Regions from separate parts of the Homo sapiens genome. Here region 1 is linked to region 2. Evidence: read pairs that join two places in POLR2A ChIA-PET (ENCODE). Cell type or tissue: B cell. All regions are shown on one strand. Links, peaks and the distances in the headings refer to the core of each region. The heading gives the core; the rest is flanking DNA.

Region 1 (2,917 bases), core at 250-2,749, 200 kb after region 2:
AACAAGACCCCGTCTCTAAGTAAAGAAAAGGAAAGTAATTTGTTCAAGGTTATATAGCTGATGAGTGGTAGAGCTAGGATTTGAACATAGGGAGCCCCTGACTCTAAGGTCATGGTTTTAACAACTCTACCATGCCGCCTGGATGAATATTGATTTGGGGAAGGAACAATCCTGCCAGTTAATCCTTCCCACTATTTATGTTTCCTGTTGTTGTTTACTTGTTTTTTCTTTGTTTGTTTGTGATGGAGTCTCCCTCTGTCGCCCAGGCTGGAGTGCAGTGGCACGATCTCGGCTCACTGCAAGCTCCGCCTCCCGGGTTCACACCATTCTCCTGCCTCAGCCTCCCGAGTAGCTGGGACTATAGGCACCCGCCACCGCACCCGGCTAATTTTTTGTATTTTTAGTAGAGATGGGGTTTCATCGTGTTAGCCAGGATGGTCTCAATCTCCTGACCTTGTGATCCGCCCGCCTCAGCCTCCCAAAGTGCTGGGATTACAGGCATGAGCCACCACACCCAGCCTGTTTGCAAATTCATTCCTTCCCGAGCCTTTCAGCAGTGGTTCTCAATTTGAATGTGCATAGGAATATCTTAGTACTGTTAAAAATGTAGATTTCAGGCCACACTTCCACTAATTTGATAGGGCTGGTATGGGTCCTGGGAATCTACATTTTAAAAAATATTTTTAAAATAATAACTTATCCGAGTCACATGGCACCAAAGTGTGTTAGCAGCCAAAAGTATCTGTTCGGGTCTGCAGCAGCCCCAATTCTTGCCTCCTCAGGAGACAGAAGGAGAGACCGAGACAAGTTTTAGAGCAGGAGTGAAAGTTTATTAAAAAGCCTTAGAGCAGGAAGGAAAGGAAGAAAAATACACTTGGAAGAGGGCCAAGCAGGTGACTTGAAAGACAGGTGTGCTGGGAATCTGCATTTTAACAAACATCTAGATCAGTATTTCTTAACTCTTTCACCATGACCCACAGTAAGAAATAGATTTTGTTTTTGAGTTCAATATATATACATACACCACACCCTTAGGACAGCGATACCCTATGTATTAGTCCGTTTTCACTCTGCTGATAAAGACACACCTGAGACTGTGAAGAAAAAGAAGTTTAATTGGACTTACAGTTCCACATGGCTGGGGAGGCCTCAGAATCATGGCGGAGGTGAAAGGCACTTCTTAGATGGTGGCAGCAAGAGAAAATGAGGAAAATGCAAAAGCGGAAATCCCTGATAAAACCATCATATCTTGTGAGACTTATTCACTACCACGAGAGCAGTATGGGGGAAACCACCCCCATGATTCAAATTATCTCCCACTGGGTCCCTCCCACAACACATGAGAATTATGGGAGTACAATTCAAGATGAGATTTGGGTGGAGACACAGAGCCAAACCATATCGCCCCACTACATGCAGTGTACTCAATTCTATTCTGTACCTTTCCTTTCCCTTCTTTTTCTTTCTCTCTTGCATTGTTAGTGCTTACCCAGCCCACTAAATTAATTTTACAATCAGTGGTTCCCAAGCTACAATTTGAAAATCTCTATCTGAGATGATTCTGATGCAAGTGATCCACAGAGTATACTCTGAGAAACTTTGATCTGATCTACATGCTGAGTTCAGCTTCTCAAATATGGCCTTTAAAGCCCTTCATAATCTGGAAGCCTTCCTTTCCATTCTAGCTTTCATTCTGTACCTCAGCTTCCTACCCCTCCTTCCTCTACCACTGAGTGCACACATGCACTTACTTGTTTTTGCCGTTCTGAACTATCTGCACTGTTAGAAGAGCCATGTTCTTTCTTACCTCTGTGCTTTTATACATGCAGTTCCTTTGCATGAAATACCCTGATCTGCCTGGTGAATTTTTCTTACTCACCCTCCAAGTTTAAGGATCACATCGTCTTTAAAGCCTTCCCTGACCTTCTCTCTGTTTTCCCAAAGTACCTGTGTGTGTGTGTATATATATATGTGTGTGTATGTATGTGTGTGTGTGTGCGTGTGTGTATGTGTGTGTGTGTATATATATATATATATATATTTTTTTTTTTTTTTTCTTTTCCGAGACAGAGTTTCGCTCTTGTTGCCCAGGCTGGAGTGCAATGGTGCAATCTTGGCTTACCGCAACCTCCACCTCCCAGGTTCAAGCAATTCTCCTGCCTCAGCCTTCTGAGTAGCTGGGACTACAGGCACGCGCCACCATGCCCAGCTAATTTTTTTTGTATTTTTAGTAGAGATGGGGTTTCACCATGGCCAGGCTGGTCTTGAACTCCTGACCTCAGGTGATCCGCCCACCTTGGCCTCCCAGAGTACTGGGATTACAGGCGTGAGCCACCGCACCCAGCCAGTACCTGTACATATTTCTAATATGGTTTGCTATAACTTTGATTACATGTTTTTCCTACACTAAATCATGAAATTCTGGAGGATGAGGACTGTCTTCCTTGTATCTCTGGCACATGAAAGAAGCTTAATTAAAATGTGTTAAAAGGGCCAGGCACGGTGGCTCATGCCTGTAATCCCAGCCCTTGGGGAGGCCAAGATGGGTGGATCACTTGAGTCTAGTTCGAGACCAGCCTGGGCAATGTGGTGAAACCCCATCTCTACAAAAAATTGGCTGGGCATGGGTGCGTGCTGCAAGTCCCAGCCTGCTCCAGAGGCTGAGGTAGGAGGATCACTTGAGCCTATCAGGCTGGGTTGCAGTGAGCCCAGATTGTGCCACTGCACTTCAGCCTGGGTGACAGTGAGACCCCGTATCAAAAAAACAAACAAACTAAAACGGTTGAAAGAATAAATGGACGAACATGTCATATTTGTACTTTTCTTTTTTTTTTTTTTACGGAGTCTCGCTCTGTTGCCCAGGCTGGAGTGCAGTGGTGTGATCTCGGCTCACTGCAAGCTCTGTCTCCCAGGTTCA
Region 2 (2,917 bases), core at 188-2,687:
CTAGCATTCGTCATCCTCATTTTTCACAGTGCTTCTAAATTAAGAAATATTTAGATCAAAAGAAGCTGACTAATCTACATTGAGCTTTAAATTTTTAACTCATTTCTGAAATTCCCTGACAAAGTAAAACAATGTTAAGTTTTTCACATTGCAGAAAAACTCTCATACTTTGGGGCTTGGCTAATTCTAGTAAGTCTCTTTTTGGATGAAGTAGTTCAAGCACAGAAGCTGTCTTCATGAAAAGAGAAAACTCTCTCCAGTTCCTCCTTAGAAAGAGGTCAGTGCCTTGATGATGTTCTCTTCTAGAGAATAATGTACTATGTTTTCCAACAAAGAACCTGCTGTTTCCAATTCAATATTACCTGTCTAAATTCACTACCCAATGCTGGTAGAGAAAGAATGTTTAGTACAAAAGAAATCTATGGTCTTAGAAACCAACAGATAAAATCAGTTAATATGAAATCAAATTCAAGTTTTTAAAAAATATTTATTCCATTTAGAAGCAAAGTATGGGTACAGATAATTTCAATAAAATTAATTTTTAAATAAATACAGGCTGGGCGCGGTGGCTCATGCCTGTAATCCCACCACTTCGGCAAGCCAAGGCAGGCGGATCATTTGAGGCCAGGAGTTCAAGACCAGCCACTGCCAACATGGCGAAACCCCATCACTACTAAAAATACAAAAATAAGCTGGGTGTGGTGGTGTGCACCAGTAGTCCCAGCTACTCGGGAGACTGAGGCAGGAGAATCAATCACTTGAGCCTGGGAGGCAGAGGTTGCAGTGAGCAGAGATAGTGCCACTGCACGCCAACCTGAGCGACAGAGCGAGACTCCATCTCAAATAAATAAATAAATAAATAAATAAATAAATAAACACAATCTGTTAAGATGGGATGAAAGTTATCAAAACTGAATTTCCCATGGCTTTTGAGGTTTCCCATGGTCTTCAAGAACTGGTATGATCTGGCCCTTGGGGTGTCCTCCAGCCACAACCCAGGCCTTATGCCATTTGCTAATTTCGTTTTCCAGGTATGTCAGCCTTCCATCAGCTCCTAGATGAGCTGTTCCTACCACAGGTCCTTTGTATCTATTGTTTTGCCTGCCTGGGATATTCTTCTGCCTCTTCTCATTTAAATGTCACCTCTTTAAAGAAACCTTCCCTGAGTGCCCTATGCAAGTAGGTCAGCCTCCTTAGTCCTTGTCACCACACTCTGCCTATTTCCTGCCATAACATTAATCAGAGTCTTACTTTCTTATTGACCGGTTATTGATCATCTGTTCCCCATACAAGAATGTAAACACCATGAAGACAGGAATCTGATTTGTTTTGCTCTCCTAGACTTTATGTGCCTGGTGCAGAAGTCTACCAGCCAGCGATGTCTTCCTGATACAGCTGCCTCTGATTTAGAAAAAATCATTAATGTGATTCAAACAGTAAAAGCCAAGACACCTCGATGGATTTCATGCAGAATTATCCACATAACAGAATTTAGGATATTCCCTAAAAGCCACAAACCCTAGCTAGTCTTGAGGTTTGAAATTTTGAGTTCAGTTCTGAAATGTTTGTATTATGGTTAATTCTGCACAATGGCCACTAGAGGGGGTCATAGCCAAATACTATACTCTGAAATTTCAGATTTTTCAGAGTTAGAATTTTTTGAAGTTCTGCAGCCCAACCCTACTTTCAGCTTCCCTGACAGATGTCCATCCCACTTCTTTAAAAACAAACAATATATGATGAAGTCACTACCTCGTGGGACAGACTATTCTTCAGCAGGGCAGCACGTTACTTAGAAAGTGCTCTTTCTCCTTGACCTATCTGTAACTGCCCCTCCTTGCCTAAAACCATTAAGAGACCCAACACTAGGCCAGGAGCGGTGGCTCATGCCTGTAGTCCGAGCGCTTTGGGAGGCCGAAATGGGCGGATCACTCGAGGCCAGGAGTTGGAGCCCAGCCTGGCCAACATGGTGAAACCCTGTCTCTACTGAAACTACAAAAAAATTAACCAGGCGTGTTGGCCAGAGCCTGTGGCCACAGCTACTTGGGAGGCTGAGGCACAAGAATCGCTTCAGCCTGGGAGATGGAGATTACAGTGAGCCGAGATCTTGTCACTGCACTCCAGCCTGTGGGACAGAGGGAGACTGTCTCAAAAATAAAAATAAGTCAACACTTAGAAGCAGATCTTAAGATGAGGGGGGAAAGCCAGGCACGGTGGCTCACACCTGTAATCCCAACACTTTGGAAGACTGAGGCAGGCAGATCACTTGAGGCCGGGAGTTCGAGACCAGCTTGGCCAACGTGGCGAAAGCCCGTCTATACTAAAAATAGACAAATTACCCAGGTGCCTGTAATCCCAGCTACACAGGAGGCTGAGGCAGGAAAATCGCTTGAACCTGGGAGGCGGTGGTTGTAGTGAGCCGAGATTATACCACTGCACTCCAGCCTGGGGGATAGAATGAGACTTCATAGCAAAAAAAAAAAAAGAAAAAAAAAAGAAAAAAAAGAAAATAAGAGAAAAAAGAAAAGAAACCAATGCTACTTTGGGTTCTAAGCTGAGCCATGCTGTCTAGAATATCATTTAGAGTCTTGGCCAGTCTATGCCAGCATGCTTCCCACCCTTCCCATCCTCAGCCACTGCTCCAGATGGAAGGTCCCTGTGTTTTCTCTCCATTGACCCACTGGCCCACTGCTCGCACAGTAAACCTACCTCCAACATTGTCAGCACCCCTCCCATAGGAAACTGCTTAGTTTCTTGCCATGACTGAAAGCTGGCTGTCCTGAAGAAGGTCTGGCTCCCCTGCCTTTGTCTCCAGGAAAGGTGGCAGGTTCTCCCAAGGCCCCAATATCCTAAGCAGGATTAGCATTTGCCCAGCTGCCAGCACCGCTCTCAAGGCATCACTTCTGCTGGGAGATTT

What was found. ChIA-PET counts read pairs that join two places held together with the same protein. Peaks named below come from ENCODE experiments on the same cell type or tissue, not always from the same donor. Only the 100,000 strongest peaks of a DNase experiment are listed, where the experiment ranks them.
Region 1: POLR2A ChIA-PET joins it to region 2 with 6 read pairs; 2 of 35 experiments call an interaction of 5 or more read pairs at or near these places.

What each region holds. Positions count from the first base shown.
Region 1 is chr2:60,904,874-60,907,790 of GRCh38, forward strand. The region is part of intron 4 of REL (REL proto-oncogene, NF-kB subunit); the gene reads left to right. Among named protein-coding and RNA genes, the nearest start is that of REL, 25 kb to the left of the region's middle. In B cell, for the core only: no CTCF peak of the experiment used is centred there; a DNase peak (open chromatin) is centred at 1,785.
Region 2 is chr2:60,706,261-60,709,177 of GRCh38, forward strand. No RefSeq gene overlaps it. Among named protein-coding and RNA genes, the nearest start is that of PAPOLG, 49 kb to the right of the region's middle. In B cell, for the core only: CTCF peaks have their summits at 1,597 (motif pointing right) and 1,799; a DNase peak (open chromatin) is centred at 1,621.